4 separate regions of the Homo sapiens genome follow, and all the other regions are linked to region 4. A link is a loop called in an ENCODE intact Hi-C map of the cell type or tissue named here. Cell type or tissue: IMR-90. All regions are shown on one strand.

Region 1 (8,000 bases), 250 kb before region 4:
GCCCCTGTTTGAACTCAGTTATTATGAACACTGATACAATTTGTTTTCTTTTAAATTACAGTTCTAATCAGAGAAGACCTTCATTTTTTAGGAAGTTACTTTCTTTAAGAGAATGAATCTTTGCAGAATGCAGCAATATTCATGATAATTTTCTACCCTACTTTTCTGGGTGTGTTCTCATTTCCCTCTGTTCATACCATTCTCATTTCACTCCCATCCCCTCCTCTTATTTAATATTATACAATGCTTAGGCTTTAAAGTGAAACCTTCCAAAGCCCATTAACTGATAATTGATGCTATAGTGTTGTATTTAACTTTGTACCTGTTCTGTTAGAAAATAAACCTTAAGAATAGTTTATTTGCAGTACAAAGAAATGTCAGAAATACATACGATATTTTATATTTATTATAATTTTATATTTATGCTCTAAATATACAGTCTGTCCTGCCATTGGCTCTATTGACACTCCTGATAACTTTCTCCAATTTTTTTTCCTAGATTTTTCTTTCTTCTTCTTTGAATAGAAGTGCAAAATTGTGTACCAAAGTTTCTGCTAATACACAAAAGCATCTCTCTGCCAAACATTGCTTTGCAGTTCTTTGGGGGAAGAGATAAAGCTATGCTTAGATTACTGAGGAGTTAGGAAGGAGACAGTTTACTGTTAGAGATATTTTTTGTTTTGTTTGAAGATCAAAGAGCACAGATTTTATTTTACATATACTAAATGATTATACAGGAATGTTTCTGATCAATCATCATTGACTATTTAAAATGCTATCATTACTTTTACATTTACATTTACATAGTCTAATTTTATTTGTATGTTTGATGCTTCTTTTATTATACTTTTTCTTCCCTGAATGTCATTTTAAGCCTAATGTATGAGTCTGTGTGTGTGTGTATTTGTGTGTGTGTGTGTGTGTGTGTGTGTGTGAGAGAGAGAGAGAGAGAGAAAAAAAACAGCATATAAACATAGAAGATATTTATGTCTTTCTTTTTTTTGAGCTAGGACAAATTCTTTTTATTTTACTTTTTGAGTCTTTACCTGATTCTTTTTTTTTTTTTTTTTTTTTGAGATGGAGTCTGGCTCTGTTGCCCAGGCTGGAGTGCAGTGGCACGATCATGGCTCACTGCAACTTCCACCTTCCTGGTTCAAGCAATTCCCCTGCCTCAGACTCCCGAGTAGCTGGAATTACAGGCGCATGCCACCATGCCCGGCTGATTTTTTTGTATTTTTAGTAGAGACGGGGTTTCACATGTTGGCCAGACTGGTCTCGAACTCCTGACCCAGGCAATCCACCTGCCTCAGCCTCCCAAAATCATCTGGATTCTTATACATGTTGTGGCTGGTTTCTACTCTTTGAGATTTTTAAGACCATTTATATGATTTCCAACTACTATTTTGAATTTTCCTGATGTGGGACCACGTTTTTCAAACTGTACAAAGGTGCCCAAGGGCACTGCAGAACATTGTACATTTTCAGGGGAAACATAGCGATATTGATCTTACAGCATACAAATCATTACAAAGAAGTTATTTGGAACTAACTACAAGTAAAATTCTTAGTCTTTTTTTTTCTGTCTTGGGGATGTTATTTTTAAAATTAGAGATACTAAGGATACTGTGAACTGAAAAAGTTTGAGAACCCCTGATTTGTAAAATGAGTATCATTAAAGTTGGATTAAAAATGTCACCTAACTTCCTTTTACTAGATGTTGAATTTCATTTCAGAAGAGAAAATAAATGCATATAAGCTGCTCATTATTCAGGGCCCTGGTGATGTTCAGAATTTAAAACTGGAGACTCTTCTGTACTTCTAGCTAAGAGACTAGAGGTTTTGAATAATATGTAAATTTCTCATATCTATATTCCTTCCGATGCATCCTCCTGAATATGTTTCCTTCCTCTGTCTCTGTTAGTTTGGGGTAAGAATAGTGGGTGATTAAAGCAAAGGAAAAAAAGAAATGAAGGAAAGAAGGAACTATATATTTAAAGGAGAAATTGCTAGCAACTTCTTTCCTGACAGCTAACAAGTTTATGTGATAACCTATACTATTGCATTTATTAATAACACAATTTTCAGATTACTTTTAACGAATCTGTCATGCCTTGGCCCCTTTAAAAAGTTGGGTATTTCTACATTGTTTCTATGGAAATGTTGTTTGTTCATGTTATATATTTCAGGAATGATACAACAAAGCATAATGTTGACTTAAAAGTATAGTAAGTCCATTCTAAAATGACAGTTTTTAAATTATTTAAAAAAGTAATTATTAGAAAATATGTAGTACAGTCTTTAGGCCAGTACTAATAGCTGACTAAAAGAGAACAGTTCTCAAAGTACCAGATAAAACAGAGACAAATGCTTTACATTTTCAGAGATGTCCTTTTAATTTTTTGTCAATTCTAAGATGTCTAACACATTTAATATCACTAAGAGGTTAATTCACATTATTAGTGAACTAACAGAATGTGCTTCAAACAAACAAGGGTTCTGAGACTTATGTTTTACGGACGTAATAACAAAAATAATGACTAACACTTGTATTGCAGCTTATAAAGGACACATTCACTGTAACTTTCACAGAAACTCAAAGCAGAGGAGCCCCAAATGGAGCATAGGAAAACAAAGTCCAGTTGTTGTTTTTTTTTTTCAAGATTCAAAATAGACTTGATTGAAATTAAGTGCGAAAGACATAAAAAAGGTTGAATCTTATAACTAAATGTGCTTATCTTTCACTTAGGAGTTACCAATCCAGAAGTTATTTTCAGAGTTAAATAAAAGATTACAGAGGGAAACTTTAGTTTGAATAGTTAAAAGCACTTTATTCAATGCCATTCATTTCCCTCTGAAGAAACATAATTATATAGTTAGTTTTAAAGAAAAATTCCCTGTGAAAGATAGTTTCTGTGTGGGGTTGTACAATGTACTATTATTTTTTGAAATCATGAAGGTCCTTTTACATTTGAGTCCTGTATATATCAAACGTAGATATAAAACCTATCACTGAGATTTTTAAAATAATACAAATCCCCTATAAAAAAATGACTTGAGTTTAGGAAGAACAAAGGTTTGCATTCAGCTTTGTTGATCATTATTCCCTAGTTTTCACTTTGGTCTTTGAAAAATAATATATTTATCGGACTAGACAATGGTCTGTCACTGCATTAACCATGACATCCCCCTATTCACTCTCTCCCACAATTCCCTCCTCTCAGGTCACTTTCAATGTTGTGAAGGAAGAGTGTCCTTTAACCTGGGATTAGCTGTACCCAGCATCATAACAGGGCACCTGTGAACATCACAGCCCCCAAGATCCTAGGCTCTGTAATCATTAACCTTACTGGGTTAGTTCTTATATAACTTGACTCTTGAGATTGCAGAGTATCTCTTCTATATAAACTCATGTTCGTGGTTGGTTCACACTTCTGGAAGCTAATATGTGTGTTCATTTATTTATCTATAATAATTTTCATTTATCTTTTTTCCTTAAGCATATGGCTTCTCCTATATAACTACTTTTACAAAAATTCTTTGAATTATCCTGCATATTTTCAATATAACTTAAGCTTAAAGTCTTACATATGAAGAGTTATTTTGATAATCTTGACATGTTTTGCTGTTTACTTCTGCATGTTGTGGATTGCATTTTCTCTAATGTGAAGATTTATAACTGAAGGCAAGAAATCTCTGCTAAGCCAAAATATTCTCCTAGTACTGTTTCATCATTTCATCAGTCCTCTTTCATCATTTGTGTTGCTTTAGTGATTATATTCTTCCCTAACACGAGCAGGGTTTGGATACATATTCAGTCACTGAAAAACTTGGGTGAATCTGAAACCACAGTTTGAGTGCATTCCTATTGTATTAATGATCTATATATCACAGGTCATGTTTCACTTCACAAAAATTCTTTCCAAAATAGTATTTTTAACAGTCATAACATTATTCATCTTTACATGTTTGAATGCATAAAATACTTTTGGAAAAAACAAAGCCTTTTAAAAATAAAGCCTTTTATTATGGTAAGCATGATCATCCTGATTTTGTGGGAACTTATGATATTACTATTTCCATCTTTAGTTGAAGAAAATGAAGATTTTTAGTTTAAAAGCTATACAGTTTGTATATGATTATATCCTTATTTTAACTCAAATTTGAAATATTTCAAGATTTGGTTCCTAGAAAGGGATTTTATATATGTTTAAAAGAAAAGCCTGTCTATTGATGATAAATACATTACACTGTGTGGAAGAAGCTCAAGGCCTTTGTACTCTCAACAATATTCCTCTAAAATTTAAATAAAATACCAAAAACAAGCTCTTACTTAAGGTCATGGAGATGACTTTCTAGTATAATATAACTAATCCTTTCTTTTTTCTAGAGACAGGTCTTTCTATGTTGCCCAGGCTGGAGTGCAGTTGCACAGTAATAGCCCACTGCAGCCTAGAACTCCTGGCCTCAAGTGATCCTCCTGCCTCAGCCTCCCGAGTTGCTGAGATTACAGGTGTGAGCATGTACACCCATGCTGGGTATACCAGCATGATTTAATTCTTTATATTAGGAAACTTGCCTTTCACAATTTCCTATTTCTAGTTAGTATTCTGCCTCTTGACATGTGTAACCCCTTTGACATGTACCTCGCACTGGTACAAACTTAGGCACTTGAAACAAGACTGCAAAACCAAATGAAAAGAAACATGCCTGTTTTCTAGACTTACTCTGTAGAATACAGAGGAAAAGCAGACACATAAGGGAGAGAGAATTGGTGGAAAAAAATGTTGAACAATTGAAATGTGGAGGAAGAGAAGAGAAGGCAACTTTTATAGAAGTTTGGATCTGGAAGAAGCATTCTAAATTATCTTTATGTATTTGATTACCTCATTTTACAAAGAAGAATGAAAACTTGCCTTAGGTCATTTACCTAAACCACTTAGAAGTCAAAAAGAGGTAACTAAACATGGCAGAATTTGGGATGAGAAAAAACAAAGGAACAAGATAAAGTGAAAGGTAATATCATTTGGCTATGAAAAGAGTTTGGCTATGAAATTTGGCTATGAAAAGAGTTCTTCAGATCAGTGAGGATCAGGAAAAGAGAAATCAGACAGTAATAAGATAAAATGGGGAAACTATAAACTAAAAATATTAGACCTGAAAATGCACTATTTTATTAGATATCTTCCATCATGTAATATAATTATAATGGTACTTGCCCTGTTCCACCCCACCCCCATTTTAGTGTAATCTCATTGAGGTCAAGACTGTCTTACTCAGTAACTTTCTCCCTTATAGTACTAAAAAAGTATACATTAGACATAGTAGGAACTAAATTAGTTAAAAACTTAGATACTTTATATGGAAAAGATTACTCTTAATAGCTAAGGAGTAATAGGAATTCTCTCCAGGGATAAGCTCAGTATACGTATGTTCCACCCTACCTTACCATTACTAAACACAGTTGTTCTAGAAAAATACAATATTTTTAGAGCTACATTTTGCTTTTGATCATCCTTTGTTTACTTAGGACATCCAGTTTTGCTTAGGACAGAAGGAAATACACTGAAAAGGACAGAAGGAAAGACACTGAAAAGAGAAGGGAAGCCTTTGAAAGATAAAAACTAGCAGGAGGCTCTTCAGAAGAAGGAACCATATGAGTGGAGTTGATTGGTACCCTGGGTTCCAGCTGTTAGATCCAAGGCAGATGGGCTTTGCTCTGCCCTGCAAATGCTTGTGTCTGGCCAACAATCACACGGCACAACAGCCAGATTCCAGCAGTGAAAGGCAGAGCGGAGAGACATTTTTTTTCCTGGCACTTGTCACTCTTTGGATGCTATCTGCATTAAAGATTTAAATTAAATTAATATTGCTGGCCATATGCTCTGTATACTGTAGTTATATAGTGTTGTCTTGGTTGCTAGCTACTATGGATGCTGTGGCTAAGCAAATTGTTGCCTTAGCCACCAGACACATTTTTAGTACAAGCTCTGACTTTTTAATGTTACCTCCTTCTCTTCAGAAAACTGTTTCTTGGGTAGATATGATGTGCTATGTCACTAGGTTAAATTATTTAGATGTTGGTTAGCCCATCAATTCCAAGAATACATTTATATTTCTTTCTTTTTATTGTTGACTCATTCACAGGAGGTTGTAGAATGCCCATTTATCCATTACATGGTCTATCACTGAAATGATGGGACTGATGAGTAGAGTTGAGAAGACTTAGAAAGTCTTTCTCCTGCCCTTAACCACCCCCGACCCATCCTTCTTGGTTTAACACATGTCACCCTTTCAAGTTAAATTCAAGTTGTAATTTCTGTACCTTGAGTGCCTTCTTTCTACTTTTAAGATGGTAAATTGCCCTGAGAAAAGCAATATATTGCCAAATACTATGTTACAAATGAGTTTACAAAATTATTTAATTCTCTGAAAGAAGAGAAAGATAGGAACACATGAGAACATTGGGCAGCTAATAAGAGGAGTAGAGGGACTGGAATGGAGGGAAGAAATGAAGAAGAGCGATGGTCTCTGAACTCTTTGCTCAGACTGGGACTCACTTGAACCATCACCACCCCCTAGAGTAAGAACAGCAGATGGTTTCCATCCAGGACTCATTTGCCATTTGATGGGCTTCTTGCACCTTTTCCTTTGGTACATACTGTATAAAAATGCCATTAAAGCCATTTCTTGATATGTAGCTAGAGCAGTGATTCAAGTGGAATATGCCTTCTTCCCATTGTATAAAAGAACCTTTGATGGGAAAATAGATCTTTAACTTTGAACTATTGGCAGAAAATTAAATATAGGATCTGACATTTAAACTTATGGACAAAAAGTGAGGGTTACATTTCTGTGGTAAGGACCATCATATTTGAATCTTTAGTATCAAAGAATAAAAAGATAAGCAAATTAAAAGTCTCTAAACAGAATATACCTTTTGTAGAGGGTTTAAAGTAAATATATATTGGCAATATCATCTCTTATAATTAACTTTCGTAATATGAAGCCATTACTTTTTTTAAGCATGGAGGAAGGATTGCATTAAAAAAACATATACATACAGTTTGCATGCCAGTAACTTTAGGTGTTTAAGAATAAAATACAATTAGTGTATTTTTATTAAATTCTGCAGAACATCTGCTTATTTCCAGGGGATCTGGACACTAAGCCACTAGAATTTTGTTTTTGATTAGGTACACACTGACTGGTCATGTGGACATTTTATGTTTTGGTTATAAACTATAAGTCTTTAGATTTGAAAGCATCGTGGTTTCGTGTAACTGGATGTAATTATTCCCAACCGGGTTTAAAATCAACATCTTAGCAATGTTTTACAGACTACTTTAAAAGAAGTTATGTACAAGAGGCTTGATCATATAAAAAGAATCTAAACTCAATCATTTCTCTTGTGGACTTAGTTTAGATTATTTCCAGTTGATCTGTATTTTCTACTTTCTAAAGTTAAAAGCTGCATTTTCCTTAATTCAAAAGTATGTGTTTAAAAATCCATTCATTTAGATGCCTTGGTTTATAGAGTTATCCTGTTGCTACTGACTTAAAAAGAAAAAAAAATCTGTAAACCTGCCAAGTGTGGGAGTAATAGTTGGAAGGAGCTTTGTATGCTGTTGGAGGAAGATAGTACAGTGTTGTAGGAAGATTTGGAATAGATTACTGATATAGTCAATTCTTGAGTGTGAAATACCACACTGTCTAATATAACATTCTAGAAGAAAATTAATAAAAGACAAATGTAAGGAAAACATGCATCTTCATAAAATATAGAGCAATTTCAGCTGTCTATTCAAGGACTTTAATTTTTACTTCATAAAAAATAGCATTCTGAAATCATGAAGCTAAAATGAACACCTAAGTACTCTTGATTCCCAGTTTTTAAGAAGTATGGAAGGAAGGCATGATCAAAATTAAGTCAATTCATAATTCTTAGCACTTAGCCCAATATCTCCCAAGAGATACTGTGTTTATATCTCATAAACACAATG
Region 2 (8,000 bases), 320 kb after region 4:
TATCAATAGAGTAAAAACTTTTTCTATAAACTATTACAGCAGAATGGCATATTAACTTATTCTATCAATAAAAGTGCAAAGAAAATGTGGTTGACAATTAATCTAATTTTTCTTATATGCATCCCCTCCCTGACTCCTACTCTCTTGGGTAGTGTGGGCCAGGAGAACTGCAAGTAAGGATTTATCATTCTATTCTGATTTCAATGGTTTCCTTTTAGTCTCTGACTTTCCAGTAAGTGTTTCATCGTTCACAGTTCTTCGCCCAATGCCTTGTCCCTGGCAAAGGTGGCTCTTGGGGTCCTGGTCTTATGTTCTTGAGGCAATGGCGGGAAGGAGAGGGGACTGTGATCTGTGAGTGGATCTTTGTGCTCCCTGGCTTCTGCCAAAATAATGGCCCCCTTCCATCTTGTCACTGCTCCTCCTGCTGGCTCCCATTGCTGAAGTTTACTGACGAAGCAGGCAACCTTGTGGTCTAGTTTCTCTTTGTCTTGTCTTCTCTGAGGTATTGTCCATTGATTCAGACCCACCTCAGCGGTCAGGGATATGGCGTTTCCCCCTGACATCTGGCTGTGAACTCCCATTTGGTTCTCACTCTGGGTAGTTGCCCTGTAGACATGGCTCGCACTGTAGGATGAGCCCAAGAAACCTATCAGTCAGCAGCATTAACCCCTTTGTGTCCTACCACATGCCACACGGAGCGACAGCAACTTTCCATATCCCCGGGAGCTCGGGAAGACTTAGCAATGCCCCAATGCCATGTGACCTTATAACCCTTCCAGGTTTACTCTGAAGTGGCTGGAGCTGCTGAGAGGGCCATTCATATGATTGTGCCCCCCTGGAATTGTGTGATGCAGGGGGGTAGCTCTGTAAAGTCTGCAGCTTTCTCTTCAGACTGTCTAGCTTGCTCTTCTTTGATAGCCTAGAAGTCAGAAGTCAGACAACAAATACTGGAAGTCTTGCTTTCTGTATTTCTGTCCTCTTCTCTTCTCCATAATCTCCTAGTGTCTGAAAGAGGCCAAATTGTCACTTCCCCCTGGCTTGTTAGAACTTCTCCTCCATTCTATCCTTTCCTGAAGGGTATTCTCACTCCTCTCCATCCTTCTCTGGGGGCTATAATGACAGAATGGCTCTCAGCCTGAGAACTTAATTTACTGGAGAGAAGAAAGGAAAAAAAACCCCACCCTATCAGCTTGATATTTTCAAAACTTCATTTTCATGACATTTTCTCCCTAGTCCCCTCCCTCCACACAGTTGGATACGTGGGGCTCACTGCCTGTGGAGGGAGCAGACTTTACAGCAAGACTTGAGGTTACACAGAGGGAAGTGCCCCGGTGGGGCCACGTCAGGAGAGAGGAACACGAGGAAGCCGCAAAAAATCATCAGCCATTGACTCCAGTTGCTGATGTGGCAGTGTGACATGAGGCAAGGAACGCGTTGGTAAGAGAGCCACAGGCCATGTCACGTCTGACACCCATCTCCTCACAGGATTTATGTGGGGATGCCATCTTTGTGAGGAGGCTGGGGAGGAACATCTGAGGGGCAGCATGTCGCTGAAAGGGCCATTTGTACTGAAAAGAAATGGTTGAAACTGAAGAGATTAAGATATGTCAGGGTGGGTGAAGATTAGAAAAATAAGAAAGCTACATTTACTTTTCACATTTGAAAGTAGTTTGAGTGAACTTGTACAATGACTTTAAAAGTTTATAGCCATTCACTTTTCATAGATGCTACCCCATGTTCAGTGTACTTTTTGGAATAACAATTTATTGGTTATTTAATTTCTGGCATTGTGCAATTTAATTTCTGGCATTGAATAACAATTTAATTTCTGGCATTGTACAGGTCACAAATATCAAAGATTTTTTGTGACCTGTACAAATATCAAAGCACTTTTTGGAATAACAATTTATTGGTTATTTAATTTCTGGCATTGTGCAATTTAATTTCTGACATTGAATAACAATTTAATTTCTAGCATTGTACAGGTCACAAGTATCAAAGATTTTTTTTCTTTTAAGGAGGGCATTGGCGTCTTTATCCCAAAGTATTTTCCGTTCAGTCTTTTGGCTTTCCTAATGCGCTTAATGACTTTGCTTTCTGGAGTGGGACAGAAGGCAGCAGAATCACAATGATGTCCAGGGAATTGTGTCTGGGGTGGTTTTCCCACATTTGTGTACATACCATCTACTTTGTGTGTGAGCACATTCACACATACACTCTCCTGTCTACCTCAACTCTGAGATCCCACTTTATTTTTAGGTTCTTAGGGGCATGTTAATCTTCACATATCCAAGAGAGTTTAAAGGGTGAAGCAAGGAAAGACTGACCATTTGTGTATATATATTCAATGTTGATGAAGTGCTTACGTATCTGAAATATGAAAGAGCTTGGTTTTGCCTTACGCCATGTTAAGGTAGAGGCAAGCAGAGAAAGGTTCTTCTCTTCTGTGCACAATATCTTTCAGTTCCTGTACTTTGCTGTCCCCTTTCAAAAAGTCGTCTCTGAATACTAAAACTTCATGGAAGTTTGAACCACGCTGACACTAGATGAGAAAATGATACCAAAATGGCTGAACTATTGAGTCTGGCATCAACAAGAGTGAGTCCAAAGATTGTGTCTTACCTAGGAAACAGCAGAAAAGATTTTTTTTCCTGAGCAAAACACAAAGCTGAATTAGAATTTAACAAAAATTTATTGGCTAGTATTAAGTGTAAGGTGGTGTGCTGGGCACCAGTTGGAGGAGTTTTCACAGTGCTGTTGGACAATCAACAGGTAACCAATGGACAGGTGACTCAGGAAGCTCATCACCAACTGTCCAGGTTTGCTTGGGACTGAGGGTGTTCCCAGGACGTGTGGCTTTCAGAGCTAAAACTGGCAAAGTCGTTGCCAAACCAGGATAAGTTGGTCACCCTACTTATCAGACAACCTCAGCTCCAAATTCTATGATTTTAACCCCAAACCTCTACTGGATCACAATAACCTGTGATATTTAAAGTGTTATTGGACCTGTAGATACTTGCTTTTTGCTAAGCAGATAAGAATTTTTTGCAGGAAAGAATTCTGGTCTTTGGAAAACTGGTTATGCTGCTTACTGGAGCACATGAACTCATAATGTTTTATGTATGTCATTCATAATTAATCTTTGGACTTTATTACATAAAATGAAAATAATCATCACACTCATTTTTTGTGAGGATTCAGTGAAATAATGGGAGAGATGGTGTTTTTCATACTTTAAAGTACAATGCAGATGTGAGATGCTATTATTTCAGACATGCTCCTGTAGCAATAATAGAATAATACAAAACAAAAAATTCATTTTTTTCAATCTCTTATGATAAAGTTTCCCCCTCAACATGTTTTATAATTTAGCAGAATTAAAAATATGTGAAGATACGGTGAAGCACAAGGTATTATTGTACTGCCATCTTGAGGGCATATTGTGAACTACACTTGTATACTTTAAATTGTTTTTCAAAAGCAGTGGTGTTATGTTTTAAATGTATCAGCAACAGTAATTAAGACCATTGGCATAGAGTCTGAAGGCCTCATTAAAAAGCTACTAGTCAATCAGTCATAAGGAATCACATCAAAAATGACTAGCACCAGTCACAGAGCTATGTTTATGAATGAGGCTGGTCTTCTGGAGTGATTAACTGTTAAGACTGGAAGGGACATTATAAGTCAGTTCTTGCAGATGACTTCCTGTCTGCTTCCTGCGCTCACTTGGGGATTTAGCAACAGGAAGAGTAACAGATTTAGGCCTGAGAGATGCCCAGGAAGAGGGAATAGGCAATCTCTGGCACAAAAGAGAGACCGCAGACATCCGGGCTCAACACACATGTATGTATCATCTATGTATCTATATGTGAATGAATGAATGAACAAATGAAACTCTTGTGTCAGGGTCTTTTTTTTGACTCCAGGCTGTCTCTGAGTTCAAGGTAGAAATCAGAGAATCATGCTTATAGCCTCCCATTCTGGGAATATGAGTGCTGGCCAGTGTCCTTCTACCTAATGAGATGGGAAAGTAACCTTCAGAAGACTGGAATTGGAGGAATCTCCTTTTAAATCATTCTCTGGCTTCCTTGGGCTCCATAAGCTGTGCTTCCTAAGGAATCTAAGCAGTATCAAATAAGAGAATCAAAGGATTCAAAGGATTCAATACTGAGTTGGGAGAATGTTTGTTGGGAGGAGGAGAGGACAGGAGAGGAGACAAAAGTCAAGAGTTGTGCTTTTGTTTAGCTAACTCAATCCCTTGTGTCACACATTAGAACTTTACAAAGATTCTTTGCTTGGCCAAACTTTAGTCAGGCTTCTGAGCTTCTTCCTAGGCCCATCTGTGTACTTCCTTGTAAAAATCCAGGTGTAGCAAAGAACTTGCTATGTCAGTTTAGCAATAACCCTTCATCCTTGACCTCTGATCATCCTTGATCATTCTCCACCATCTTCTGGATGATGTCTGATCAGCCTGGCTGGTCTTCAGCAAGAATCCTGTTAGATTGGTTTAGCCAGAATCCCTCCTACCCCTGATGCTTCCTCTCAGTAATTTTCCATCCTCTGACCCCCACCTTGCTCCCTGGCTATAAATTCCCACTTGCCCATGGTGTTTTCAGAGTTGAGCCCAGTCTCTCTCCCACACTGCAAGATCCCATTGCAGTGGTCCCTGTACCTACCATGATGGTCCTGAATAAAGTCTATACCATATTTTGACAAGTATCGTTTAATATATATTTTTAACAGGCTTCAGAAGATGTGGCTGCCTTTCCCCCCAACTCTCATGTTCTACTCAATCTGTGCAGAGTCCTTTTTTCACTGCCACCCTTCTAAGACATACCAGCTTGCCTTTCAGGATAAAGGTTCTCAGATCCATTTCCTTCTTGTGTGGAGTTGTTGCACTTTGACCTGATGTGCCATGTCTAGAGTGGACAAGTGACTCCTGAATATCTTCTTCAGAAATATTATTTCTCTGAGCTTCAAGTCAGTGACTAGTAAAATAAAATGACAAAAATAGAAATATTATTTCTCACATCCACTACAATTTTGTCAGCCAAAATGACTAATAATATCAATTATTGGTGAAGATGTGGAGCACCCGGCATGCTCTGACATTGCTGTTGGAGTATAAAATAGACAACTGTGGAAAATTATTTCCAATGAAATTAAATATATACCTATTCTATAACATGGAAATTTCAGATTATATTCTACTTCTAGATAGATATCGAGAAGAAATGAGTACATATGTCCACAAAAAGAACATTCACAGCAACCTTATTCATAAAAGCAAAAACCTGGAAACATACAAATATCCATCAACTGGACAATGGATAAACAACTGTGGTCTATTTATACAATGCAGTCTCAATAGTAACAAAAGGACAAACTACTGGTGCATGAAACAATGTAGATTATTCTCAAAAACCTTACGCAGAAGAAGTCAGACACAAGAGTTCATATTGTATGGTGCCATTGACACGAAGTTAAAGAACAAGCACAATTAATCTGTGGGCACAGAAATCACGATATTGTTTAACTTTTGTAGGGGAATGTTGACTTTATAGGGTTACGAGGAGAACTTCATAGAATGAGATCGAAGTTTTTATATATTGGCCGGGTACAGTGGCTCATGCCTGTAATCTCAGCATTTTGGGAGGCTGAGGCGGGCAGATCACTTGAGGTCAGGAGTTTGAGACCAGTCTGGCCAACATGGCAAAACTTCATCTCTACTAAAAATACAAAAATTAGCCTGGCCTATGATGCATGCCTGTAATCCCAGCTATTCGGGAAGCTGAGGCATGAGAACTGCTTGAACTCGGGAGGCAGAGGTTGTAGTGAGCCGAGATCGTGCCACTGTACTCCAGCCTAGGTGACAGTGAGACTCTCTCTCTCTCTCTCTCTCTCAAAAAAAAAAAAAGTTTTTATATCTTGATTTAGTGGTGATCACATGTTGGTGTATAGAAATTGCAAAATTGTTAAGCAATAAGATTTGTACATTTTGTACTTCATGTAAATTATGGCTCAGTAAGGTACTGTTAAAATCTCCTTTCCTTTCCTTCAACTCTTCTACCAATTAGAATTCCATTTAGGTTTACTAGCTCCTCTTTTTAGATCATACTGATAGGGTTAGGTCAGCCTGGAGTAGTTTGAGGAAGCAGGCGGGAGGTAGGAAATTTCCAAAGGCAGCCGCCTCCACTTTGTAACTTCAGTCAGGAGTCAAGTGGTGGCAACTGCTTCAAATGTCACAAAAGAACATCTCCACCTACTCCTTCTGTACCCGGATGGATGTGGCTAGAGAAGAAACACAGCTGTGCTAATTTAGTCTCATATTACATTTTTCCCCAGAAGTCTCAAGTGGGCCCTCTGCAAATCCTTGCAATTGTATTATATTTCATGAGTAAATTTACTTTCCTACTTCCAAAAATTATTTCATGCCCTAACTCTCTCTCTTCAAATCAACAGCACCCTCTCAGCTCTGACTTTGTTTCTTATTTCATTGAGAAAATAGAAGCAATCAGAGGAGAACTGCCTCATTCTTCCATCACCAAGTAGATCAGACTACCTGTATTTGTATTCACACAACCTGACTTCACTCCCATTTCAATGCATCAGTGATTATCAACACGAGCTATATGTAGAATTTTTAAAATGCTGATGCCAAAATCCCACTTCTAGAGATTCTGAATTAATTAATCTACTGTGGGACATCTATTTTTTTCTTTCAAAAAAAATCTCAAGGGATTTTAATATACTGGTGGCATTTAGAAACAGGAATTTAAAATTCCTGTTTGAGTCCCTACCTAAGGGCAAGTCCTCTACTTATAAAGTGGATCCTACACTCTCTCTCACCTTCTCAAAACTTCATTCCTTCAACGAGCTCCCCTCCTTCCTACATGATCAATATTTCTCTCCTGGCTAGATAAGTCCCATCAGCATACAAATATACTCTATTGTCTTAATAATCCTTCTTTCTTGGCTCCACCTTTTTCTCCAGCTGCTCCCCCTTACACCAAAACTCCTTCCAGTAGTTGTCTAATAGTGGCTATCTACATCCCATAACCTCCAATTTTCCCATTAACTTACATTTGTCTCTGTCATTCAACATTAAAATCATCAGCAACCTACATGTTGGCAAACTCAATGACTTCTTTTTTTTTCTTTTAGAGACGGAGTCTTGCTCTGTTGTCCAGGCTGGAGTGCAGTGGTGTGATCTTGGCTTACTGCAACCTCTGCCTCCTGGGCTCAAGCAATTCTCCTGCCTCAGCCTCCAGAGTAGCTGGGATTATGGGCGTGTGCCACCACACCCGGCTAATTTTTGTATTTTTAGTAGAGATGGGTTTTCGCCATGTTGGCCAAGCTGGTCTTGAACTCCCAACCTCATGTGATCCACCAGCCTTGGCCCCCAAAAGTGCTGGGATTACAGGTGTGAACCACTGCGCCCGGCCCCAGTGACTTCATTTTAAGCTTTGACTTATTTCACTTTTCAGCAACATTTAGCACAGTTGATTTTTCTTGAACGCCCTTTCACTAGGCTAGAGCATCACTATCATCTTTCTTTCTTATGAGTGCTTCTTCTCAGACTTCTTTGCTAGCCCCTCTTTTCCCCAAGCTTTAAACCCCAGGTGATGCTCTGGCTCAGGGCCTGCCGCTAATCTTCTCCAGCCACATTGTTTCTCAGGGGATTCTCATCCATTTCCATGTGTGGGTAGTTCACACAGATGTTTCTTGAACTCTCATCTCTTTTCTAAGAGCGAAGCTCATATCTCCTTGCCTCTCTAACATCTCAATTTGGGTTTCACATAGGCACACAAGTTCTCATTTCTCCACAACCATGCCATCCCACAACTTGCAACCTGCAAGTTTTCCACATCTTAGTAAATGGCATCTGAGTCACTGAGATCAAACTTTTTTAGTAGCATCCTTTGTTCCTTTTTTCCATCACTTTATATCCAGCTCACAAACAAGTTTAGATTACTTTCTATTACCACTTCTCCTCATAT
Region 3 (8,000 bases), 150 kb after region 4:
ATACGTTTATGTGTAGCAAAACAGAGGTATATCAGAAAGGACCAACAGGGCAAAAATATCTGAGGAGAGGAGTAGGAATATCCAGTGTTCCTATCTCAATGCTTATTACTACTACTTCTTAGCCAGTCTTCCAAGCCAGAAAACTAGGAGTCATCTGGAATATACCTTTGGTATATTTGAAATATACCTTCAGGTCTCCTACATCCAATCTGTTACCATGTCTTAATAAATCTACCTCCTTAATATCTCTCAAATCCATCCCCACAGATACTACACCTTAGTTAGGCCCTTATTACTTCTCCCTGGACTAGTGTAATAATCTAATTCGTCTTTCTGCTTCAGTCTCCTTCTAATCCATCCCCTATGCTTACAAAGAGTTATATTATAATATATGTGAAATAATGTCACATCTTTGCTAGAAACATTTCATGTCAGTCTTTCTTTAGCTGGACACACATGACTTGGCTCTGGCCAACCCCTCTCTAGGCTCTGTAGAGGTGTCATACCATTGCAGGTTCAAGTACTGGTGTCGCTGCTTTCTAGCTATGGGACATAATGCAAGTCACTTAACCTCTTAAAGTACAGTTTTTACATTTGTAAAAGAAGGATCATAAAACAAAGTATATCTTATACCTTTGCTGTGGAAGTTATATTAGGGAAATAAGTTGATTTAGCAAAGTGTCTGACCCCAAGGTAGAATAATAATAAATATCTGTGGAATAACAGAACAATTTCCTAGCCAGAACACCTATGAACCCTTCACAGCCCTTATTCATTTGTATAGGTTAGGTATTGTTTTCAAGTTGCTTATTAGAAACTAAGCAACTTGAAAGGAGACTGATACTTACTAATTTCAGTATTTTGGGCCCCAGTGCAGTACCTAGTTCAAAGGAAGAACTAAATGACTGTGCAAAACCGAAGTGGTATCCAAAGGGTAGTAAAGCCCCTGAACAGTTGCAGGGGTGTCCAATCTTTAGGCTTCCCTGGGCCACACTGGAAGAAGAAGAGTTGTCTTGGGGCACACATAAAATACCCTAACACTAATAATAGTTGATGACCTAAAAAAAAAAAAAATCGCAAAAAAAATCTCATAATGTTTTAAGAAAGTTTGCCAAGAAAGCCCAGGATGGGCTGCATTCAAAGCCATCCTGGACTGCATGTGACCCATGGGCCACGGGTTGGACAAGCTTGAGTTAGAGGAAAAGGGGAGTAAAAGAAGAGCTAGAGATAGCAAAAATAAAATCACTAATTATAATTTTCCCTCAGGCTCTTGCATAACTTCATGTACTTCCAACTTTGTGTAAAACAAAGAAGAACTTTACTTCTTCAGTGGCCCTTCTCTTCCCAAACTATACTTTCCAATTTAATTTACAGGGAATTCACAGTATATGGCCTAAAAAGGCCAGAAAGCAGTGAATATTTCACAATTTTTCAACATGACTATATTTGTTCCGGGGTAGAGACCAATGCTGAATAACTTAAAGAATGTTTTTCTGCACATAATGTCAAATCTATGTTTCAAATGCACAATTCTATTCCCTATAAACTGATGCAGTGAGATCAATGGATTCTAACTCTCAAGGATAATATAAATCAATACATTCTAAAGAGATGCAAATACCTCTTTTCTATTTTGACAAGAGAAGCTTCTCCCACATGTGCATTTCACTGCTTCCTGTCTGCCATACAAAATCTAATTGTAAAAACAGTAGGGTTGTCATATTTCTGATATACATAGCTGAAGTTCAAGGATTTTTTTTGTTTGTTTGTTTTGAAGGTGATTCCTTGGATACGGATTAACTGGTTCTCAATGAACTGAATAGGCACTTTAAAAGTGGTATTTTTATTTCAAGTGGCCCAAGAAACAGTTTAGTCCAGAATATCCAAAAATTATTGCTATTAATGTCCAAACAGAAGAAAAATGGAAGCTTGCCAGAAATGCTAAATATAGTATGGTTTCTATTACAATTAATACTATTCCAAAATTTTAACCATAACTGGTAAAGGCAATTAAAACAAACCACCTAGTCTACATTGAGAGATTATGCAACATTATTTAAATAATTGAATATAATGTTAAAGTGTTATTCCTTTTAAATAGTAGCTCCAAAAAATGACTTATTTTATTAGCATCAGAGTCATACATATGAAATTGCTGATATTTGACTGTTTTTGATTTGCAAAAATGGCAATTTTTGTTCAACCCTTTTAAATCTGGTATTTTGATCTTTTCCTGAAATATATACTGCCTACTTAACATCCATAGCACTTTGTATGCACGTCTAGCAGAGCGCTTGTCATACTGAATTGTAATTAATTGTTGACAATTCTTATTCTTACACTATATTGTGAACATTTCCAGATAGAAACCATATCTCCTTTATTTTCATGTTCCTGGAGCCTACCACTTCCTGGCACGCACCAGTTCTTACACAGTGGCTGGGAACACGAATAACATATATTTGAGAATAGAATGATTGGTTAGGAAAAAATATACAAAAATAAAAATCAAGTTCTAGTAAAAATTAGCATGTAAATTTCATTAAACCTGAGACTGGTCCAAAGCTTAATATTTGCTGTTAAACAGAAAGATTTCCTGAAAATACAACATTTGGATTACTACTACTCCATACCAAAGCAAAAAAACAACTGCAAATTTTCTTTATTCAGAGACCAACTACCCAGTATATAGATCTTGGATTTCTATTTCTCTTCCTTTCTTTTACTGTCTGCTTCAGTCCAACACGTTGGGACAAAAGAGAATGAAAGGAAGCAGAAATGTTCTAGTCCTAGTTAATTTCACTCTTTGCTTATAAATCTTCTGTGAGATGAAGAGAGGCACATCCTAGAGATGATAATTTCAATGGTTTGAATTGGGTTGTTATAATATCTGTGGGTTTCAATGTTTGTTACTAACCTGTTTTTTTTAATTTGTACTATCATTTAAAAATGTATACTATCCTTTAAATTTTTGAAATTTAAATATTGAACTATCTTTTTAAATTTCCTAAAGCAAACAATGTTTATTTACTAAGGATAACTCTGTACTTCCTAAATCTAACCATAAAGTAAGAGAATCCAGACACAAAGTACAGTAAGAGTCAAAAATTATCTAAGTACGAGAAGAAGCTTATTAATTTTTCTGAGAAGTCTAGAAATTCTGGGGAAAAAATATCCAAAGTTCCATAAGAATTCCTAATCATATATTTCAAACCCAACAAAAGAAGATCTGAAACACTAACAGCTAATTTAGGTGTTCATCCAGACCTTAGAAGGTATGAAAACATGACTCTATTATCCCATGCTCCACAATTTAGAGCTTAATCAATTCATAAGATCTTTATTTTCAACTTCAATATTCATATCTAAATTCCTGATGCTATCATTATAGTTATATATCTCATATTCAGTCAACCTAACAGAACTCCTGAGCAAAACACAAATTCCAGTTAACTTTATCAAATAAGATCATTTTTTCTTAAAAATGGAACAGTGCTGCAGTCAACTAAACATGGCATATAAGTAGAACATGGCTGATAAAGTTAGAACCTGTTCAAACACTAAGACTGATGCCCTTCTAGTTAACCGTAAAGATTATCATGAAATTTTTAATGATTGTGATTTTAAGGTATATGTTAAGATTTCTTTCATTTATATTTCAATTTGATGTAATTAATTTAGAATCACAATAAAAATTTAGAATCACAATAAAATTATAGATGATAGAAATTGCACAATAAAAGATAGCATTACTATAATGCTGTAATCATCCTAACAAACCACTGATTTTTTACTATCTGGTCCACTTATTACAGCTGATTTTATTGTTTAGTCATTTATTATGTATCAATATACAGATGCTAAAAACAAGCAGGAAAGACAACACAATCTGATTTACATGATCAACTTGCAGTAGCTGAGCTCCACCTACAGGCAAAAAAGGATTCTTTACAATAAGCTTTAAAATAGGACTTTCCAAAACAAGCTGCAAACTACCCCAGTTTTCATCAACCTTGGCTGGATATTAGACTTACATGGAGTGTTTTTAAAAATTTCTTATGGCTGAATACCAAAATTTATGAACAGCTTGTTCAGGAATGGGATGATTCAAATGTACAAACAAGGTTGAGAGATACTGATTTTATTCCTTATCAGCCACATTTTAAAAAAACATTAGAAACACCCAAATATCTTATTTTCTTTCTCTAAAATTACTTGATTCTCACTTTCTTGACCCTTTTATCTTTCTTAAGATTAAAATCAAGTGCAGCTGAGATAAATGTCTTAACCCTGTTGAACTGCAAAAGTTCTGTGAAAGACCTGAGGTAACCCTACAAAATATCATCCACTTTTACATTATTCTATACCTCAGAAATAATCAAGGAGGTATGTGTTTGGGAGTAGAATTCTTAACACTGAATGCATATTAGAATATCTACAGAGCTTTGATAAAGTATATTGCCCCAAATTAATGTATGCTCTTAGATGTGAGAAAAGTAAATAGCATTAAAAAAATACTTAGAGGAGTAAATTTAACCAAGAAGCTAAAAGATCTGTCTGCTGAAAACTATGTAACATTGAAAGAAATTGAAGAAGGCACAAATAAATGGAAAGATATCCCATTCTGGATTCATGGATTGCAAGAATTAATATTAAAATGTCCATACTACCCAGAGTGATCTACAGATTCCAGGCAATTTCTATCAAAATTACAATGTCATTTTTCACAGAAATAGAAAAAAAAATCCTAAAATTAGTATGGAACCAGAAAAGACCCCAAATAGCCTAAGCAATCTTGACCAAAAAGAACAAAGTGGGAGGCATCACGCTCTCTGATTTTAAAATGTATTATAAAGCTATTTTAATCAAAACAGCATGGTATTTGCATAAAAACAGACACCTCAACCAATGAAACAGGATAGGAAGTATAGAAATAAACTCAGGTATTTACAGTCAATTGATTTTCAACAAAGGTGTCAAGAACACACAATATATAAAGAAAAGTCTCTTCAATAAATGTTGGGAAAACTGGATATTCACCTGCAGAAGAGTGAAATTGGACCTTTATCTCAAACTATAAGCAAAACTCAACTCCAAATGGATAAAAGACTTACGGATAAGGCCTGAAACTGTAAAGCTACTAGAAAAAAAAAAGAGGCGGGAATAGCCTGATGACACTGGACTCAGCAATGATTTCTTGGATAGGACTCCCAAAACACAGTCAACAAAAGTAAAAATAGACAAGTAGGATTGCATCAAACTAAAAAAGTTCTGCGCAGCAAAGGAAATGAATAGAGTGAAGAGACAACCCATGGATTGGGAGAAAATATTCGCAAATCATACATCTGATAAGGGGCTAATATACAAAATATATAAGGAACTCAAACAACTCAACAGCAATAAAACAAATAACCCAACTAAAAAATAGGCAAAATACCTAAACAGACATTTCTCAAAGTTTGCTTAGACTAGAAGAATAAGTTTTGTGGCCTGGCACAGTAGCTCACGCCTATAATCCCAGCACTTTGGGAGGCAGAGGCGGGTGGATCACGAGGTCAGGAGATCGAGACCATTCTTGCTAACACAGTGAAACCCTGTCTCTACTGAAAATACAAAAAATTAGCCTGGCGTGGTGGCACGCTCCTGTAGTCCCAGCTACTTAGGAGTCTGAGGCAGGAGAAACGCTTGAACCCATGAGGCAGAGGTTGCAGTGAGCTGAGGTTGTGCCACTACACTCCAGCCTGGGCAACAGAGCGAGACTGCGTCTCAAAAACAAAAAAAAAGAATAAGCTTTGTAATGCATGCTTACCACAGTTAATGTACTTCAAAATTGCTAAAAGAATACATTTTTAATGTTTTCACCACACACAAAAAAGGTAAGTTGCTGAAGTGGATAAATACGTTAATTAGCCTGATCGAATCTTTCTACCATGAATACATACAGCAAAACATCACATAGTAACCTATAAATATATACAATTACTATTTGTCAATTAAAAATAATATTGTTTTAAAGGTTAGAAAAGTGGTTACTATTAGGAGATGAGGGGGAAGTAACTAGAATGGGGCAAGAGGTGAATTTATGGGTAATGGCAATTTTTTGTTTCTTGATCTGGGTGATGGGTATATGGATATATTTAGTTTGTAAAAATTCAGCTAGCTGTATACTTATGTGCACTATGAAATATAGTTAATAGACACATTGTTTGTATATTATACTTAAATTAAAAGTTTAAAAGTTAAAGAAGGATCTTCCCAGACTTTACCTCAGACCAGACAATTCTGAATCTGTGGGTGAGGGGCCTACGAATTAGTATTTTTCAAAGCCTCCTCCGTGAGCCTAATGTGCGGTTAGGAGTGAAAACCACTCCTATAATGGAACATAATTAATTAAATATTTTATTTATCCACTCATTCCACAAAGTTTAATGACCAGTTACTATATGCTTAAGATATTAGCCGCCTCTGAGGATATAAAGATAAATAAGACATAGTCTCTAAAGAGCTTAGTTTAGGCAGAGGAGAGGCGAATCAATAAATCCCTATTGAAAATACAAGCAAGCTACTTACAAGATCCAGAGGAGAAAGTGATTTGCCAAAGAAGAATTTATTCATTTTTTGTTCATGTATTTACAAAAATATTTGGGTACCTACGCTGTTTGAACATGGAGATACAAATGTAAATGGATATGATCACTACCTTCAAGAAAGTTACAGTATAAGGATACACAAAGAAGAAAAAATGTATATGTAACCTAATATTACAGGAGTGTGAAAAGGGTGCACATAGGTTTGCACTAAGGAGTCAGGGAATATAGTACCAACTTGCTGACAACTTGCTGACCTTGGAACTAACATGATACAAACTTGAACTCATCCAGGAGCAGTAGGGATAAAAATTAATATTCTACAGGACTGCTTCTCAAACTAATGCACACAAAAATCACCTGGGGATCTTGTTAGAATGCAGATTCTAATTAAAAATGTGTAGGACAGGGCCTGAGACTCGGTATTTCTAACAAGTTCCCAAGTGATACTAATGCTACTGCTTCACAGATCACACTTTAAATAGTAAGGTTCTTGAGAGAGATTAGTCTCAAGAGAAAAGAGACAAAAATCTCCAGAGCAGGAAGACCAAGAAAAAAAAATGGAAAGTAGCCAGTCGATTATCAACTAGATGGCCTTAGTGGAAGTAGTTTCAGTGGAGTGGTAGGTGAGAAGCTAGATGATATGTATTTAGAAATAAATAGGAAGGAGGTAGGGACAGGAAATAAAATGGAATGGTTTTGTTAGTTTTTACTCTCGAAGCGGGGAAGAGAAAGAAATACGGGTTGAAGAAATTTACTCTCATTTCATAAAAAAACAAGCAGCCAGGTGATCCGTTGAGTGAGTTTGAAGTGTGAAGTAAACATTGTGGCGAGTGAGTAATAAGGAAGCACTGGAGACACAGCTGAGGCTGGAATCTAGAAATCCATAATAATACCAGCTTGTATATGCCTGTGTGATTCTGCTGAGCTGTATCCAGTAGTCAAGATACAGGCATAGAGAAGGTGGGCTGGAAAGAAAGTGGGATTGGTACATTTTAAAAAGGGAAGAGACAAGGGATTAGAAATCCTAGGAAGTCAGAATAGATATAAGGGTGCCGATTCTCTAAGGAGAGAAACTAGGAAGCGTTTTGGATTTGTATTTCCCCTGAGCTCTTTTTTCAAATGAACAACTAGAGACATTGTTGAGAACACATTACTAGGAGAAGATCCTACTATATGTAAACTTGTTGAAAATTATTCTGTTAAATATCATTCCCCAGTTTAAATATTAAGCACTCAATAAATACATGTGTAGGTTTAACATCCAAAAGTGATAACCAGCTTTAACAGATTCCAGATGTTTCCTTACCAATAGAAGCAATACCACACGTTTTCAGTAAAATTATACTTTGAACGGCTCATTGCTTAAAGGGCTGGTGGGCTAGTCTAGTTTCTGATCCTACTGCTTAAATG
Region 4 (8,000 bases):
TCTTCCTCAAGCCTAGCTAAGTATTTAAATTGGGCTGGATCATATTTTATCCAGCATTTCTATAGATTTGTAGGAGAAGAAAGTTTTGTGTTAGCTCAGTCCATGTTGCCAGAACAGGAAGTAGCACATCTATTTCTCATGTGCTTGAATCCTCCTGAATAAACAAAAATTCAATAAGTGACTAGATGATTTTAGTGAAGTAAAACTGGCTAATAAAATACACAAGACATTTAAAATAATTCTGTTTTTCTAATACAGAGTGCTCTACTTTTACTTTTCTTATAAATCTCAATGTACACTGGATGATTCATAAACAATAATGATGCATTATAATGACTATTCATCATTACCTGAAATTTCTATGAAATACATGCTAAACAGATAGTAATGAAGGATGGAATTAAAAAAGAATATCTACTAAGAACTTATTATATGTCAAGCACTATGCTAGGGTGTTTTGATTATCTATGAGGAAAGTATCAATAAACCTATTTTACAAGTGAGGAAACAGGATATGACCAAAATTAGAATATAGTAAAGCTTGGATATGAGCTGAGGTATGTATGATACAAAGGTCCACACTGTGTCCTACTGTCTTCAATTAAAACTTCAATTCATAATTACACAGTGTCTTCTGTGTGCCTCTTATGCTAAGAGATGCTTTGAAAGAAATGTAAAACATATGATACAGGCTTTTCATTCCAGAAATTAAAGGGTAAAATGAACTTAACATACATGAAAAATATCACTTACAATGTAAGTATCAAAATGTGGATTCACGGATATAATACAAGCATCTTGGGGACTTAAAGATTACCTATGCTATGGCGTTAAAATAAAATTAAAAAAATATATTAGTTATGTATGAGATAAAAATAGGAGATATATATATATATATGAAAGGGCTTGGGAAGGAAATGTCCAACATCACTATAACCATCAGTTTACTAGAGCACAAGAGCTAGGAAGTAGCTTGAGGATCTTCTAATCTAACTTCCTGTTGATAGATGAAGCAACTAAGGACCAGGTAAGTGACATTACTTAGCTAGTGTCTCATGTGAGTTATCAGCAGAGCCTGGGCTAAAACTTGTATTCCAACTCTTAGTTTGTAAGACTGCAAGTTAAGTACTGCACATTTGTTCCTGCATGTTATAAAGTATGTCCCTTATCCTTTCCCTAGGAGCTAGTCAGAAACTTAATCTTCAATCCACTTGAGTCTCTTCATTGGCTACCTACCTAATGAACCAATGTTATCTATCCACAGCTTTCACTGTATAGATTAAAAGAGCTTATACTTATACCCTCTGTTGTCTCAGGACCAGAGTCAAGGAGCTATCAGCTCTAAGTAGCTGCAAATTCATTCATTTAAAAAAAAAAAACAGTGTATTGAGCTGGGTGTAGTGGTGCAGGCGTGTAGTCACAGCTACTCAGGAGGCTGAGGTGGGAGGATCACTTGGGCCTAGGAGTTCAAAGCCAGCCTGAACAACATAGCGAGACAATCTCTTAAAAAAAAAGAAGTGTACTGAGTGGCTATTCTGTGACAGCAACTGTTAATAAGCCTGCTTATAAATGATTTTAAATGTCTCTGGATTTACTATTTCAAGAAAATTTTTGCTAACTAAATAAAGGTGATGTGGTAATAACAGTAAACATCATTTGATTAACAAAATAGACTTGATGGATATAAAAAATGTTAATGCTACTAATGTCTAGTTGTACCTCATACTTTCTGGAAAATACAAAGTCAATTTGTATTTTTTTTTAATATACCAGATCTTAAATTAATTCAAGGAAAAGTATCAGACTTGAAAATAGCTAACACGATGGCTAACATTTAACATTTCAATTACTTACTATATGCCAGACACTGGTAACTGAGTTACTTGTTTAATCTTCTAACTAACAATTCTGTCAGGAAAATATGTTATGAACTTCATTTTGCCAATGAGAAAACGAAAGCAGGAAAAGGTTAAATAATTTATCACATGGATTATAAGCCTGGGGATATAAACCTATGTAGTCTGGCTCTAAAGTACAAGCGCTTAACCAGTTTGGTTGTTTCTTCTTCATGTTTGAGAAAAAAAAAAAAATCCCTAGGAAAACAATTCCAATCTGACACAAAAATGCATCAGGTAACCAACTGGGTATATCCCGATGAAATAAAATCCTTCAAAAAAAGGCCCTAAACTCCCCCAGACCATAATATATGGTTTAATGGATAATGAGGGGAAAAAAAAGACCAAACAGTGGGTTTACTCAGTTAAGTTCTACCTAGGAAGAATCCCTTATGGCTTTTTCTCGATTCTCCTTAATTAATCAAATTTTCCCCTCATTTGAACCTTCAAAACACTTCGTGGCTCCCAAGCACACCGTATCATAACTGCTTCTTTGTTTATATTGCCCTCCAGGCTGTAAACTCACATGGCAAGAACTGTGGCCTAGCATATGCCTTGCATATAGTATGTGCTAAATAAATAGTAGCTGAATGGACAAATAAACAGATAGATCATTTTTAGGTCCTGAATTACAACAGTGTCTACAGTCACCTTACTGCTTTTACTGAATGGAAAAGTTCCTGGAGGGACTTGTAGGGCCTTAGGGCCCTTAGCATACAAATACTTTTTCAATAGATGGTTGCCTAATTAAGTTGAGGTATAAGGGATTAGATAATTCCTGACACTTGTTAAATAAAGGTGAGAGGAGTTCATGAAGTCAGCTTTAAGGCAGTTACCCCTGATTAGGGCCACTGGGCACTAAGCTTTCTGGGTAAGAGTTGCAGCCATTCATTGTGGTTTTACCATCTCTCCTGAGGAGCTACTGGTGATAAACTACATATTCTCCCTCTCCCAGTCAGAATGCCTTTTCTTTTGCTTTATTAAGAAAATCCATCGTGGAAATTATAATGGGAATATTCTGTGACAATAAAATGAGAGCCTATAGGCAATATATTCTATACTATCATTTTTTCATTATTACAACCCATAATATTTATTTAGTGACCAGAGACTAAAGCCTTACTAACTTTGTTTTAAAGATACTTGAAAGTTGTTAAGGTGATATATTCAAATAGTGAATAAGAAGAAAACTTGTCCAATGGAGCTGCCAAAATAAAAACCTATTCATAATAAAAAATAATTTAATGGGGGGGTCTCTATACATGTGTATTTTACAGAAACTAGACAGAAGGATGCTAAAGTTTATTTTTTCTATACTATGGACTACAATAAAAAAACTACCATTTATTCATTCTGTTTCACCAGTTTTCATTTTCAGCATATTTTTATGCTACAAATTGAACAATACTGGCTCCATCTGGTGGTCAATAAGCCTCCTAAAGGTTCATGAAAATTAGTTAAAAGTGGTTAAATAATTTAGGGGTTATCTGAAATATACTTGAACATTAAAGTATGCCTCAACACTGAACACTGATTATGTGTAATTCAGTCTAATTTACATGGAAGTGTTATTTTTTTCTTCTATAGTTTATCCTAGCTTCATTGCTTCATGTTATGAGGGGCTTAAAATAATTCTCAAAATAAAATAATACAGAACGTTTTCCTCTGTGTTTTTCCATTAGAGAATTTGAGAAATGTGCAGGTTACAAATTGTCTCATGGAATAAATAATACAGTTAAAATTTATGCAGTTTTTCAGATTGGATTCTGTTTTAAAATATAAACTTGAAAATACTCACTGATTTTCGACTGTATTTTCCATTAGAGAAGGGTAGCTTGTGAATATATGAGTTCATATCTAGGAGTTTTATATATTTACATGCTACTGAATGCTTAATCTTGATTTTTAAATTCTGCATAAAAGGAATATGTCTAGAATCACAACATAAAATTTGAGTACTGTGAAGTTCTTAGGTATCAGCAACCTGCTCATTTTACAGATAAAAAAACTGAGGTTTGGAGAAGTTCAATGATTGTGCTAAACTGGGAGTATGAGAAAACAGGTTTTACGAGAAGCCAGTGTCTCGTTTCTACACACACTACCATATACACTTTCTCTTTGTAGCACGTTCTCACTGCACATATGCTTCATAACAAACTAGTAATCACATTGGGGTTATATACATTTACAGCATAGTGTGACATTTATAAAATGGAATGTATCCTTAATATAGTTTTAACTCTCTAAATTAGGAATTTTTAAAATTTTTACTTTTGCTATTTTCCCTTAAGATGTCGGAAATTAAAAAAAAAACCTGTTTTAAAGCCCTACTCCTATCAAAATACAAAATTTTATCTTGTCTTTTCAGGAGTAAAGGGCTTTGTTGAGTTTATAATTCAAATAGCAGTTATGTTGGTAATAAATTATAGTCATGACAGCATATAATTTAGGATACCACAAAGTATTATACTAAAAATCAATTCAAATAAATTTAAGTAATCTTACCTAACATGTTAAGGGATAGAGAGAACTTAGATCAGTAAAGACAGGTTCTGAACACAAAACATTAAAACTGGTCTTAATTGTCTTATTTTTACTAATAATTTTTCTTATACTGCTCCTTGAGGAGCAGGGTTAACCCATGGGCAGTGTGCCCAGAGTCTCCCTAATAACGTTTTTTATTAAACAGTGGGTCTACTACATAAACTTATCAGGGAGCCTGTCAGATAGACTACTTGATAAGCAGCTTTTTACAGATGTTTCTGTATTCTTAGTAATGATCACAAGACACAACTGCAATATATAAATGATTATTGAGAATTGTTGAGGGGCATATGTGCTTTTCTTTTGGGGGCTCCAGCTTTCTACCTATCAGCTGTAGTTTGTTGTTCCTGTTTAAATTTGCTCATTCTCCCTCACGCAAACCTCTGGACTAGCACACAGGTTGATTGATGTTGCCCCCCAGGTACCTCAAGAGAGCACACTTTGTGCTTCTGCAGATGGTGTGATCCGCAATTCTTGTAGCTCGATGGCCATTTTGAAAACATTTCCATGTTGCCCTGCCATTCTGGATGTGGAAACTACAAATTATGTACCCCGTGTTGTAGCAGTAAGAAAAAAAAAATTCTTCAAGATAAAAAGAATTTATGAAGCCAATGAGAAAGGAGACTCAAGAAGTACTACCTAAAATTGCCCAAGGCGAATTAAGCATTGCAGAATATCTGTGTTTCTAACAGTACTTAAAGGAGGGTTCTATTGTTTTGTAACATAAGGTAATTTTCTCCAAGTAGTTATAAGAATTTACAAATCTGTTCAAAACAGTCCTTAAAATACTTGCATGTGTGGTATTGCAGAGTATTCTTTAGATTTCCTATGTGATTGAGGAAACTGAAGCAATAAAGTAGCTTCTAAAATATAAGTATGACCACTTCTGCCAGCACCATCACCATTTTTTTAGGATCTAGCATGTCTAAGACACAATGTTAAGATACTGTGCATGCTTTATTACTTAATTCTGTAACAACAGAAGGGGTATTATTATCCCTATTTCATGCATGAGGAAACAGAGGTTTAGATAGGTTATCTCTTACCCCAGTTTATATGGCTAATAAATGATGAAGCAAGGATTTGAATCCAAGGCTGTCAGACTTCAAAGCTCATCCTTTTTCTACTCTATTTAGTGCAAACAGTTATGGTGGTAGGTGGTACTATTATGCGTAGGAGTGAGGGAAACCAATGACAGTTTTCCAGGTTAGGAGCTTATATACTGGACAAAGGGTAAGACATACACTATTACTGTGTAGTGGTACAAATAACATGAGAGGTTCTGATATTTAGGAAATTCATGCAGAGAAGGGAGAGGGAAAGCTGGGTAGAGGAAGTGGCAGCATAAGTGGGCATTAAAGGAGAAATAAGATTTGGCAATAGCAGGTAAACGAGAAATAATAACCAAGACATAACAACCAAAGGAAATACAGGGCAGGATGCACAGGAGGCAGAGAAAAATTATTCTTTGAAAATGAAGAATGTATAAATAAGATGGGGAATAAAGAAAATAAGACAAAACTCTGATCATGAAAGTCTCTGAATGCCAAATAAAGAAATTTGAACTTTATTTTGGTAAGCAATGAGCAGCCACATTTTATATCTTGTTGGTCCTATACTGCCAAAAATAATTCATAGGTGTTTGTGAGCCTCTTATAAAAATTTTTATTTCTAATATTCCTATACCTAATTATTGATTATTTGTGAGCCTTTTATAAAGTTAAATGTGTTGAACCATTCTAGATTGTTATGTTGTTTGGACTCGTGTCTAAGAATTTTTTAAGGGTTATTTTCTATCATAGTACTAGCTTTAGTTAGTTGATAAAATGGCAGTAAAATTTCAAGTTTCCTGATGCCCACACACCTCTTATCAGTGAACAAAGCATTCCTTAGTAGTTTAGTGACTGCAAGTGCAAAGGTGAGACAGGGAGAGAGAGGGACTGACTCCCCAAGATCTTGGGATTTTTTTTCCTAATAATTTTAATAAGGAACTTTGGAAAATATCCTGGTAAAATTATTTTTCTGTATCTATGAGAATATTTTAATTGAAATATGAAAATATGTACAACTATTTGAAAGCACCATATCCAGTTGTTTCTGACTGTGTTTCACTCTTGACTTTTTTTTTCATTTTTATTTTTTACCTGCCTAGACCAACCAGACCAGATTAATGTCAGATTAATGACATCTCTGACAAATTAAGTTTTGAGATGGAGTGAAGGTAGGGGAAAAGCTCATCCAACTATGCTCCATTTGAAGTCTACTTGTGTCCAAATGGGCTTTCTGGAACCTGAGGTCGGATGGTGAGTTGAATGGGGGTCGCCCTGCTCAATTTTAGTGGTAATGCTGTGAATTGTAGGCTAGCAATCAGACTGCTGATTCTGGCATACAGCTAACAGGTCATATTGCTTGTGGCTTGTTTTATTTTTTGAGGAAACAGCACTTTGCAGTTTTACAGTGGAAAAAATATTGGATAAAATCTCAAATCTACCATTTAAGTTAGGGTGAGTACTAAATATCTTTAATACTTTGGTTTCTTCATTTGCAAAGTAGAAACTATAATATTTGTTTAATCTACTTCTCAGGACTGTTACAGAACTAAATGTAATGAAGCATGTGACATGACTTTGTAAAGTGTTGATGTTATATAAATGAGGTATTATTATTATTTGGCAGTGAATACAAGGCACTATATTTTATGTCTGTAAGGTACTTTATAGTTATGACTGCCTTCAGCTGATTAAGTATCATTTGAAGAAGCAGGGAGTAGATATCATATTTTTCATTTTATTAACATAGATTGTTTGAATAAGAAATATTTCTCTATATTAAATCCTATTTCCAAAGTACCAATAAAACTCATAATTGAGAGAAACATAGAAAATTATTTTGTGAATTATCAAAACTTAGTTTATATTTTCTATAAATTTGGATGTTCAAATGTAGCACTGCTTATCATGGGGCTTACCTATAATTCTGAATTTGATTAAAGAATAAACAGTATTTGTTGGCCTAATGATGGAAAATGCTTTGCTACTCCTATCTTCTACCTATAACTAACATACATACATATATATATATATATGCATATAGAAAGCACTATATATATAGTGCTTGTGGCTTGTGGTTTGTGGCTTGTGGCTATATATTTAGTGCTTTCTATATGCATATATATATATGTTATAGGTAGAAGCACTATATATATATATATAGTGCTTTCTATATGCCAGGCAGCCTGCTAAGTGCTTTAGGCAATAATTCACTTAAATATAATAGGGGGCTGTGCACGGTGGCTCATTCCTGTAATCCCAGAATTTGGGGAGGCTAAGGTGGGAGGCTCCTTTGAGCCCAGGAGTTCCGAGTCCAGGCTGGGCAACATAGCGAGATCCCATGTCTTTAAAAAAATTTTAGCCTGGCATAGTGGCATATACCTGTAGTCCTAGCTACTTGGGAGGATGAGTCGGGAGGATCGCCTGAGCCCAGGAGTACCAGGCTGCAGTGAGCCATGATTGTGCTACTGCACTCTAGCCTGGGTGACAGAGCAAGACCCTGTCTCAAAAA

What was found. Hi-C counts contacts between places; a loop is a spot of excess contacts. Peaks named below come from ENCODE experiments on the same cell type or tissue, not always from the same donor. Only the 100,000 strongest peaks of a DNase experiment are listed, where the experiment ranks them.
Region 1: a loop joins it to region 4, with 4 times the contacts of the local background. A loop is called at or near these places in 12 of 110 quality-filtered maps.
Region 2: it touches region 4 in a loop (5-fold over the local background); 6 of 110 quality-filtered maps call a loop at or near these places.
Region 3: a loop joins it to region 4, with 6 times the contacts of the local background. A loop is called at or near these places in 31 of 110 quality-filtered maps.

What each region holds. Positions count from the first base shown.
Region 1 is chr5:65,199,774-65,207,773 of GRCh38, reverse strand. The region is part of intron 20 of ADAMTS6 (ADAM metallopeptidase with thrombospondin type 1 motif 6); the gene reads left to right. Among named protein-coding and RNA genes, the nearest start is that of ADAMTS6, 280 kb to the left of the region's middle. In IMR-90, no CTCF peak of the experiment used is centred here; DNase peaks (open chromatin) are centred at 3,823, 7,303 and 7,553; H3K27ac peaks cover 4,210 bases.
Region 2 is chr5:64,630,703-64,638,702 of GRCh38, reverse strand. No RefSeq gene overlaps it. Among named protein-coding and RNA genes, the nearest start is that of SHISAL2B, 56 kb to the left of the region's middle. RefSeq lists an enhancer at 1,204-1,373. In IMR-90, a CTCF peak has its summit at 3,429 (motif pointing left); no DNase peak of the experiment used is centred here; H3K4me3 peaks cover 229 bases; H3K27me3 peaks cover 1,218 bases.
Region 3 is chr5:64,807,154-64,815,153 of GRCh38, reverse strand. All of the region lies in intron 10 of CWC27 (CWC27 spliceosome associated cyclophilin), which reads right to left. Among named protein-coding and RNA genes, the nearest start is that of CWC27, 42 kb to the right of the region's middle. In IMR-90, a CTCF peak has its summit at 3,919 (motif pointing left); DNase peaks (open chromatin) are centred at 3,933 and 7,423.
Region 4 is chr5:64,954,302-64,962,301 of GRCh38, reverse strand. All of the region lies in intron 11 of CWC27 (CWC27 spliceosome associated cyclophilin), which reads right to left. Among named protein-coding and RNA genes, the nearest start is that of CWC27, 190 kb to the right of the region's middle. In IMR-90, a CTCF peak has its summit at 3,322 (motif pointing left); a DNase peak (open chromatin) is centred at 3,291; H3K27ac peaks cover 217 bases.